Linked DNA regions of Homo sapiens: region 2 is linked to region 1. A link is a loop called in an ENCODE intact Hi-C map of the cell type or tissue named here. Cell type or tissue: heart right ventricle. All regions are shown on one strand. Each heading gives the region's core, and the rest is flanking DNA. Links, peaks and the distances in the headings are about the cores only. Region 1 overlaps PCSK6 (proprotein convertase subtilisin/kexin type 6). Region 2 overlaps PCSK6 (proprotein convertase subtilisin/kexin type 6).

Evidence for each region. A loop is a pair of places that touch in the nucleus more often than their neighbours do. Peaks named below come from ENCODE experiments on the same cell type or tissue, not always from the same donor. Only the 100,000 strongest peaks of a DNase experiment are listed, where the experiment ranks them.
Region 2: it touches region 1 in a loop (2.7-fold over the local background); 9 of 110 quality-filtered maps call a loop at or near these places.

What each region holds. Positions count from the first base shown.
Region 1 is chr15:101,366,029-101,371,400 of GRCh38, forward strand. PCSK6 (proprotein convertase subtilisin/kexin type 6) reads right to left here. Exons shown (of 22, transcript NM_002570.5): 12 at 4,307-4,495; 13 at 168-304. Among named protein-coding and RNA genes, the nearest start is that of PCSK6-AS1, 34 kb to the left of the region's middle. RefSeq lists enhancers at 4,234-4,735, 4,736-5,235. In heart right ventricle, for the core only: no CTCF peak of the experiment used is centred there; DNase peaks (open chromatin) are centred at 2,211 and 3,041; H3K4me3 peaks cover 592 bases; H3K27ac peaks cover 2,076 bases.
Region 2 is chr15:101,481,932-101,487,303 of GRCh38, forward strand. The region is part of intron 1 of PCSK6 (proprotein convertase subtilisin/kexin type 6); the gene reads right to left. It overlaps LOC124903566, which reads right to left. Exons shown (of 2, transcript XM_047433427.1): 1 at 1-5,372. Among named protein-coding and RNA genes, the nearest start is that of PCSK6, 5.1 kb to the right of the region's middle. In heart right ventricle, for the core only: no CTCF peak of the experiment used is centred there; no DNase peak of the experiment used is centred there; H3K27ac peaks cover 2,225 bases.

The sequences.
Region 1 (5,372 bases), core at 87-5,086:
AACTGTCCACTTAAAAATAATTAAAATGGTGAATTTTCTGTTATGGGAATTCTACCTCTAAAACACAAAACAAAGAATTATCAGAGACTCCGTAGTTAAATAAGGCCCAGAGGTAAAAAGAGGCTTGAGATACAAAAGCTGTCATGAGATTCCCAAGAGCCACTGACCTTGCTTCTCCGGGTTGCGGACCTGGGATGGCAGATCTTGGATTTCCAAGGTCCACTGCCCTTCAGCCTTTTCTCCCCAGCAGTGGACAGTCATGAATTCCCAGTTTGTAAACCCTTCATTGGAAAGATCCAGCAACCTGCAATTGGAGGTGTGGTGTCAGAAATGAAGGTGCTGGTACTGAGTGGCTGGGCGGAGGGGCTGGCACAAGCAGGGCTCTCGGGGGACTGTATGACCTGGCTGGACCGTACCCCCAGGGTAGCGGGGGTCTGGCCCCAGCCAACCCGAGGGCAAAGGGCACAGTGAAATGTGATCGTCTTTAAGCTCTTACACAGACTCTCTCCTCCATCACCTCCTTGAACCTCCTTAACATTCTGAGAGGAAGGCAGGCAGGCAGGCAGGTTTCATATAACCCAGTGAAAGATGTTTACAAGCTCTCACCAACAGAAGCCCCCAGTCCCGACAATTTCCTGCAGAAGGTGGCTGGCTCCTTCCCACCCAGCAACAATCTTACAGAGACCATAACTCCAGTGCCCGGATGCACGAAAGCAGACAGGGGCGGGGGTCCCCCTGGGGTACCTTCACCGAAGCCCAGAGAGTGCTCACTAAGGACGCCTTTTGAAAGTGCTTGTTTGTGCAAGAATGAAACTTCCATGTTTGATTTCAAGCCAGCTGTGTGCACTGTTCTCTGGGAGACACAAATAAGGAAAGAGGAGCAGCTACTCAAGCTTGTGGGGAAAGTTCTGTCCCTTCACCTGCAGGGCTGATCCAGTCTCAACAGGGGCATTTGAGGGAGATGACAATGGCAGGGTTGGTTGCTTTTCAGTGGGAATGGGAGGGGCCCGTGGAGAGCGGGGGGAGGAGACAGCTCCCCCACCCCCAGCAGTACCCTCCTTGCAAGTCCTGATGAGCCTCCCTTTACCCTTCCCAACTCGAAGGTCTTTCCCAACTGTACCCTTGAGCCCCTGGGCCTTCTGCCTCACACTTGGTTCAGGCAGAAACAGGAAGCAACTAATCAACATCCAATCTCTTCCTGCACCCAGTGCCATCCTCAGAAGTGACTCTTTCTGTACTGGAATCAATTCCAGGTTTTTTCCTCTTATTCTTTCTTCACAGTCTAATTTTCTATCTCGATTTTGGAATAAACATTTTTTTTAACATAGGCATCTTTATTGTTCATCAGAAATTGAAATACATAAGTTTTGAATGATGTAAGATTCAATTTCCAATCTGGGGGTTCTCTGAACACTCAATGTAGGAAAATGTTTATCTAGGGAACATTCTTTGCAATGGAGAAGAGTGAGGGGGAAGCATCCTGTGCTTTCTTCTAAGAAATGGCAAAGGTCAAGGCTGATTTTCACACTCGATGCCAAGCTGAACCCAACACACTGGGGACAGAACAAGGACAAACTGTCTTTTAAGGGCTGAGGTGCTGAGGCACATCAATGGCTTCTTAGTGAAGAACCTGGCAAACTGATAAAGCTGCTAAATTAAGTAAGATGTGCAGTAGGATAGGAGGTCATTGATCCTAAAACACAAATTCTTGATACAATCACAAAATCTGCCTTGGAAAAAAACCAAAGTCCCAAGACTCAGATGACAGCTGGAGTAGCCTCAGGGTAGTTTTTGTTTGTTTGTTTTTTGTTTTTGAGACAGACTCTCTTTCTGTCACCCAGGCTGGAGTGCAGAGGCGTGACCTCAGCTCACTGCAACCTCCGCCTCCTGGGTTCAAGTGATTCTCTTGCCTCAGCCTCCCAAGTAGCTGGGATCACAGGTGCGTGCCACCACGCCCAGCTAATTTTTGTATTTTTAGTAGAGACAAGAGTTGGCCAGGTTGGTCTCGAACTCCTGACCTCAGGTGATCCACCCACCTTGGCCCCTCAAAGTGCTGGGACTACAGGTGTGAGCCACCCTTCCTGGGCTAGGGTAGTTTTTAAAATGCCTGATGGCGCAAGGACAGCACTACCCAGCCAAGGGGTGGCTCCCAATAGGCCTGGCAGGACCTGCCCTCTATTATCCCAAGGGCACAACACTGGGCAGCAGCAGGAGGAGGAAAGTTTCCAGGGAAGGGAAACAGGGCCCCAGGGGAGCGGGAGAGGGGAGGCTGGGGCAGCGGAAGGTTCTTGTGGGTCAGGTAGCCGGACGTAAGCAGGACACGTAGGGCAACCAGGCCCCTGTGCCAGGGATACATATATTATCACACTCAAGTCTTATAACAGTCCTAATGTTTACAGATAAGTGAAGTGGCATTTTCAGAGATGAGGAATAAAGAGAGGCAAAGGGACTGGCTCCTGGGAGCCCAGCCAGGAGTGGAAGAGCAGGGTGTGGGCCAACTCTCCAGGGTCACTGCCACCCGCCTGCCTGCTACCTGCTGCCCCAGCCTCTCAGCCTCACCACAGGCTCTCCGTCAACCTGGGCCATCACCTGGGCCTGCACCCAGCTCTGGCTCTGAGTCAGGGGTCACAAACCTGGGTGCCACTAGGTGTGCGGCTGGAGTGAACGGAGAGCCCGTTGCTGGCCTCAGGGCTGCCAGCACGGAAAACATGGAGCACATGGACACACACTCGCCCACCTGCTCAGCTCCGGCCCAGTGCACGCAGGAACACGGGGCTGGTGTCAGACAGCTTCCAACTTTCCAAGAAATGCCAGAAATGAGGACTTTTAAAATCTTTAAGGTTAAAAAAATAAAATAAAAAACACCACGGGGAGCAACATAGCATCAAAAGCTGCAGCTCGTCCGCTGACACCGAACTGCTCGTGCCCGTGTGAGACCTCCCACAGGCAGAGGCACAGCACGGCCGGGCCTCCCGGCAGGAGGGAGAGGTGCCCCTGTGACACTCGTGCTATGAAAGGAGAATGTGGGATGGGCTGAGCTTGGTGCCAGGGTCTGCCTCAGGGTTGATTCCAGTGCACCGAGGACAAAGCTGGTGCCGGGCCCGCCACCTGCTGCCACCGCTCCAGCTTGCCTGCTGCAGAGAGACCAGGCTGCTGGGCAGTGCTGTGGGGGGCACAGCACAGGCCCCAATCCTCTGGACAATGGCCCTGTCTACCTTGCATTGCTGCTGAGTCAATTACCCTGTCTCATACAAAGTGGTGGGGAGGGGAAGGGTTAAGCAAAGGGCAACCCCCAACTTCTGCCTGGTTCCATCTGAGAGCCTTCGCTAGCCCCTGTTTCTGAATCTCTGCAGCTCCCTATAGCCTACACAAGGGCCACAGCCTCAGGCAGGTCACCAAAGGAGTCAAGTGGGCCCAGAGTGGGCAAGGGGACCACACCCCAGAAGACAGAGCAGGCCTGGTCCTGGGGGGCTTCCTGCAGATGATGTGGGCACAGTGCCAGTCCTGGTTTTTGAGAGAAGCTGGAAATGCTGATTTGTCCATGAAATTTCTTTACTCTCTCTACCTCTTAGCTAGAAAGAGACAGAAGGTACCAGAATACCCTGGCCCCTCTTAAGTTCCCATAAACACCTTCATTCTAATTACCTGTAAGTCATATATTTGCATCAATGTATTTCCCCTTGTTTCTAAGTTTGTTAAAGAAATGACTCCATAGCCTCCCAAAAAACCATGTGCGAAGCTTTGGAATTCCCAGCCCCTGAGCGCAAGAGAAGTTGGCAGAGAGCAGCCTGGGAGCACCTTCCCCACATACCACCCGAGCCTGTCTGTATTCCCGGGACAGGCCCCTGCTGGTGCAGGTTCTGCAGGGCAGCCCACGACTGGGTGGGAGAGCTGGTGGGGGGACAAACAGTGCTCCCTGTGGTACACATGCTCGATTCAAAAGCCAACTGAATAGGATTAAATGACCTTTAATGCACTTCTAAGCAAAGAAGGCATAGCCAGAATTCCACAAATCCCTCCGCTAAACAACAAAAAACGAAACAACAACTCTTTTGTCACTTCTCTCTGAAAAGGAAAGTTTTCCAGGACCTTTTGGAAGGCAAGGTTTCAGGGAGCAACTTTTAAGGTTTTTGGGGCCTACATGCAAGGGTCTCCAAGAGAAAGGAAGCTGCCAGCAGAACCAGTGGGAGTCCCCAACGCCAGAGGGCCTTGCAGAGACACTGTGGGCCCAAGACTGGACAGAAGCTCTTGTGCAGGGTCAATCTCAGTGAGCCCAGACCCCATCCCCACGCCTGCCTCGCCTTACCTCTTTGCCAGAAGTTGAGACTTGGTTCCCGAGGGAGAAACCAGGTAGATCTGGAGGTCTCCTCGGCGTGGGTGTGAGATGGAGGTGCGAACCACCACGTGCTCCAAGTAGACCACCCGCTGGTCCGAGTGCTCCGCGCAGGCGCTGGTCAGGGCCGTAGTCCGCAGCACCTGCACTAAGGGGATGCTCCTGGGGGAGAAGGGAGGGCTCAGCACTTGGCACCGGAAGCATGAAGTCTCACCCACACAGCCAGGAGCTCCAGCGCCCGTCCACTCTATCCCCACTGCAGCCTCAGGGCCCTGCGGGCCCCGGGGAGCCGCAGCAGCCTCTGACTGCCTCACGTGGATGCTCCACTGTGAACTTTATCACCTGTCCTGAAGACGTTTATGCCTCTGGAATTTGCTTACAGAGATTTGAAAGATGGTTCGGCTGGGCACTGTGGCTCACGCCTCTGATCCCAGCTCTTTGGGAGGCCGAGGCACCGCCTGCTGCCACCGCTCCAACTTGCCTACAGTGGAGAGACCAGGCTGCTGGGCAGTGCTGTGGGGTGCACAGCACAGGCCCCATTCCTCTGGACGATGGCCCTGTCTGCCTTGCATTGCTGCTGAGTCAATTATTTTGTCTTATACAAAGTGGGGGGAGGGGGAGGGCAGATCACAAGGTCAGGAGTTTGAGACCAGCCTGGCCAATACGGTGAAACCCTGTCTACTAAAAATACAAAAATTAGCTGGGCATGGTGGCGGGTGTCTGTAATCCCAGCTACTCGGGAGCCTGAGGCAGGAGAATCTCTTGAACCCAGGAGGTGGAGGTTGCAGCGAGCCGAGGTCGCACCACTGCACTCCAGCCTGGGAGACAGAGCAAGGCTCCAACTCAAAAATAAAATAAAATAAAAGATGGGTTCTTGGGCAGACTTGGGTGAATGTCCCCAGGGATGGGCTCCCTTTGGTGACCAGAAGGCGGCTTCTCCTCGGTGGCATTTGGCCAGCTCGTTTCTCAGTTGCCCTAGTATGACCTCCATGGTGACAGGTACACTAAAAGGCCAGACCTCACCACACTGCAATATGTG
Region 2 (5,372 bases), core at 101-5,100, 120 kb after region 1:
GCCAGTACAGATTCCCCGAGACAGAGCCATGCTGGTGTGCAGCCCTTTGAGTCTGTGCGCGTTCACGCACACGCATGTGCACGCACCCGGTGGACAGAGGGAGAAACGGCGGCTGGTGGGGTCTCCGGAGGTTGCTATGCCTCTTGTCTGTTCATTCTGGCAGAAGCCGAAAGGCTTTTCTGTCTGATGATTTACCTTTGTCTGGGAAGCAGGTACGAGGTGACAGCAGTAGAAGGTGAGTCAGAGGGTGTGGGGTCCGGCCCTGGCCTGTCAGTCACTGGTTTGTCAGAAGGTACCTGGGTCTAAGGCCTCATCACCATTAACCAGGCCTGGTGACACCTCCCTGCAGGGCTGGTGAGGGCCTTCGGAGCAATAGTCAGGAGAAACATCAGCTGGTGGGAGCAAGACCAGGGCTTCTGGTCGGTGGCAAGGCCAAGACCCAGTCCCAGGAGCCAGGAGGAGGCCAGCCACCCAGGGCAAGTACAACCCGGAAGCCCTCCCAGGGCAGGGTGAAAGGAGGAGGAGAGGTGTCGGCAGCCTGGCTGAGCTGCAGAAGATCAGAGGAACTACTTTCTAGATGCCACAATCTGTGTAGAGGCTCAGAGATCCAAAAAAGCTCAGGACGTTCCCAGCCGGCATGCAGTTGGCGGACACTGGAGAACAGGGTCTGGACAGCCCTGAGTGTCCCTGTCACCACCCAAAGCTCAAAGCCGGCAGGAGTATCAGGCGGTGTCCCAGCCTCCCCCAGCCCATCGACAGCTCCGTGTTTCTCATTTGCTTCCCTGGTTTCCGCCCAGAGAAACTCAAGCCTTTCTAATGGTCCAGTCAGCTGAGCCACCTGCTCAGTCCTGATTCTGAGTCTGCTCCTGATTCTGAGTCTGCCCCTGCACCTGCTCAGTCCTGATTCTGAGTCTGCCCTGGATGCTGCCTTCTGGAGCTTTTCTGGCTCCAGAGATGGCAGCTGGCTCGGCTTTGATCACCACTCCCCGCACCAGCTCCAATGACTCAGGAGGGCAGTCCGGTCAATTAAACTCCTGCCCACTTAAAGGCATCACCATCCGGGTGAAGACGTCAGATAGGAGGGTTAAGACAATGAGCTTCACAACCCTCATCTTGCCTCTGTCCCTCAGTTCACACCCAGAACCTCTCGCAGGCCAGCCGCGCACAGCCAGTCCAGCTTGGCTCAGAGCATAAAACCAAGACAGCCTTAGACCGAAAACCAATCCCAGAGAACTAGGTCACAGGTGACTGCTCTTCCGGGTCTCCCCTTGTCCCTACCAAACCCCTGACGCTGTGGCTGGAACAAGTTCTGGCCCATCATTTTAACACCTGGTTAAGGCTTCGGCTTGTTTTTCATTGCAAGAACAAGTTGTCTGCAGCATGACAATTTTCCTCTGCTGACAAATGAATCGTGCAGGCTCACCTGAAATTCTGGGCCAGGTATGTCCTGCTCAGTAGCTATTTTAAGTAAAACTATTTAAGGCAAGTTCAAGATCATTTAAGGCTCTTAGATCTTTTAGGGCCCTGGCAGCCAGCCTGCCTTTTTATGTTCAGACTCAGAAGCAACAAATTAGCTCAATACCCCAGGCAAAGCAAAAACCCAAGGGAAAGCATGGCATCCAAGAACCACCCTTAAGATAAACATCATTTCCAAGAGCAGCAGACGCTGAGCTGTTGTGATTTGGTATGTGGAGAATACCTTGCTGCCATCCTCTCCACACAAGCAACTTGTCTTTTCTGAGTCACAATGTCAAAGGTGACAATGCACACAGGTTAGAGCGAGGGTGACTGGAAGGAGAAAGAAGCAGGGGAGAAGGGAAGGGTTCCTGGGCTCCGTGTCCAGCTCTGTCCAAACGCCCATGCGACCTGCAGCCAGACATTCTGTTTCTCTGTCACCATTTCCTTGACAAGTGGATCGGCCCAGTCTGGACATCTAAAGTAGGGACTTCTTAACATGGGCCTGCAGGCACCTGCCTCCAGCGGTGGGCTTCAGATGGTCCAGAAGCACCATGCGGTAGGTGTACCATGTGCATCTCCCTTTTCTTTTTTCTCTCTTCAATGTTTTATGTGTATCTGTGTATATGTCTATGTATATAGGTATATGCGTCAATATACGTGTGTTTATATATTATACGTGTGTATATATACACACTTGTACACATCACCACATGTAATATACCCTGATACAAAGAAAAAAAGTACAAAATGTCTAGGCACAATTTTGTATATAATCCACGTATGTTTATACATACACACACCCACACACATAAGCGTGTGTTGTAAAGCAGTACACTGCAGATAAAGTTTGAAGTTCCTCTCCCCTCCCTCCCTTCTTGGAGGTCATTGCTAACTAGAATTTGATGCAGATCCTTACAGCCCACACTTTTATACTTTTACTACATCTATAAGCATCCATAATTAATACAGTATTGCTTTGTGCTTTGTTTTTGCTTGTTTTTGTTTTTGTTTTGAGACAGAGTTTCACTCTACTCGTCGGCCAGACTGGAGTGCAGTCCTGTTCATCTCAGCTCACTGCAACCTCCACCTCCCAGGTTCAAGCCATTCTCCTGCCTCAGCCTCCTGAGTAGCTGGCATTACAGGCGTGCACCACCACGCCCAGCTAATTTTCATATTTTTTTAGTAGAGACAGGGTTTCACCATGTTGGCCAGGCTGGTCTCGAACTCCTGACCTCAGATGATCCACCCGCCTCTGCCTCCCAAAGTGCTGGGATTACAGGCGTGAGCCACCACGCCCGGCCTGCTTTGTGTGTTTCTTAACGTTTACATGAATATGATCACATTGGACACCTACAATTTGCCTTTTTTCTCTCTCAACACTATTTGAGAGATGTATCTGTGTAGATATAGATCTGGTTTATTCATTTCTAACCACTGTAGAGTCTTGCATGGTGTGACTATTTTGATTTAGTTCTCTATTCTACTTCAGGGAAGGTGGGTTTTCCTTCATTTAAAAAAACGCCTGCATGGACATTCTTATACAAGTCTCTTTGTGCACACGTGGGAGAGTTCTTCCAGGATATGTCTGGCTGTGGACTAGCAAGTCCAGCCTCACCGTGTATCGCCAAATTGCTCTCCAAACGATACCAATCTCCACCAGCAGCATCTGAAAGTTCCCATTGCTCTATATCCTTGCCAGCACGTGATGCTAACACTCTTCCGTGTCGGGAAATCCAATAGGTGTGAAATGGTATCTCATCGTTGCCTAAATTGCAGTGCTCCAATAACCCCCAGCGAACTTGAGTGAAGCTGGGCATCATTTCTTATGTTTACTGGTCATTTGGATTTCTCTTCATTGACTTCTCCATTCATAAACTTCCCCATTTTTCTACCTGGCGTGTATCTTTTTTTCTTAGTGATTTATAGTTTTCAAAATAATCTGTGTACTAATGTATTTGTTATATATTGTAAATACTTTCCTGGTCTATTCTTGCTTTTTAACTCTGTTAGGATGCCTTTGTTTACATAGAATTTTTATCTTAATGTATCAGTCTCTTCATTTTGAAATTTATTTTCATAACTTGTGTAGGGACTCCTTTCCCGGTGTGACAAAGGTATTCCACTGCAGCTCTTTCTAAAGTTTTATATACAGTCTTTAATCCCATCTGGAATGTACTGTTGTGTAATGTGAGGATCTAATTGTTTTTCCATGGGGAGAGCCTGTTCTCCCAGCACCATTTAGTAAATAGCCCATCCTTCCCCATCTATTTGTAACTCTTCAGCTCACACATACAAGTTCCCACACATGCTTGGGTTTGAGTTGACTCTACTGCTGGACTGTCGTTACCACAACTCCCCTCCTCCTCTTCTTTCCCAGAGTTGTCTGAGGTATTCCTGGACCTTACTCTTCCATATGAATTTTATAATTCATTTGTGTGATTTCATATTCCACATTAAATCTTGTCACAGCTTAAACTAGATTACATTGAATTTGCAGATTAAATTGGGGCAACTATGAGAGCCAGCCCTCCCATGCATGAACACAACGCATCTCTCCATTTATTTAAATTTTTTTTTTTTTTTTTTTTTTTGAGACGGAGTTTCACTCTTGTCGCCCAGGCTGGAGTGCAATGGTGCGGTCTCGGTTCACTGCAACCTCCGCCTCCCAGGTTCAAGCTATTTTCCTGCCTCAACCTCCCAAGTAGCTGGGATTACCGGCATGTGTCACCAAGCCCAGCTAATTTTTGTATTTTTAGTAGAGACAGGGTTTCTCCATGTTGGTCTGGCTGGTCTCGAACTCCTGACCTCAGGTGATCCGCCTGCCTCAGCCTCCCAAAGTGCTGGGATGAGCCACCATGCCCAGCCTAAACTTTCTTTTCTCAGTCCTTCTTCTAAATATTTTATGTTTCTCTATAAAAGTCTCACCTTTTTAAAAGACCTATTTCAACGTATCTAACAGCTTTTATGCAAGAATGAAGAATGGTTTCTTTCGTCTTCTCAGATGTGCTGCCATGCAGGTGGCTGTTGCTGATCAACTCCCTTATTAGCTCCAGGGGTTAATCTCCAGGCTCTTTTGGATTATCCATGTAGTTATGTCATCTGCCGATAATGACATTGGACACTTCCACATTTTTATTCCCTTTGAAATCCTGTGGTGTTACCTGGACTGATGAGTAGAGGGACAAAGAGAGGCTGTCTTGTCTTGTCCCTGGTGATGCATATTTTACAATGGAGAGGATCCACAGCCTTTATCAGGTGCTGAAAGGGAGCCATGACACAAGAAAGGTGAATAACCACCAGTCTAAATTACCTCTGGGCCATGTGAAATAAACTGAATCCAGTTATTAGTTGTATGGAAGAAAGTAAAACAAGCAAGAACCTTGAGCACAGCGACTATCTGGGAGAAAACCAGGGCTGCGATTCAGGCAAGTACAGAACATAACACTAATTGCCCATTAAGGGCTTGGAGAAAGAGTTTCACAAAGGAGACCTCAGAACAGAGAATACGGCAGAAGCAAATGAGCAGGGATGGAACTGTCAGAGGTGACATATGCGTACCATGTGAACACAAACAGCTTCCTTCCCTTACTTCACCCCCATTTACTCATCTGTAAGTCAAAGCTAATAATATCTACATCTTATTTATGAGTCACAAATTCTCCTGGCTGAAAAAAAGGCAAATAAGGTTTTCAAAGAGTTCTTATTGAGTGGGTAGAGGCTCAAATGCTCCAGGCCTTTTCCACATTAGCAGTGCACTTAGAGGGGGGAAAGAAAAGCTCGTTTTGGAATAAAGAGTAATAGGCCCTCCGTGAGTAATCACACACAAGCCTCTGAGACAGCTCCTATCCCCAACCAGCTAATCTCTGTTAGTGAATGTCACCGCAGTGCCACTGCCAGCACCATGCCTGAGTGAC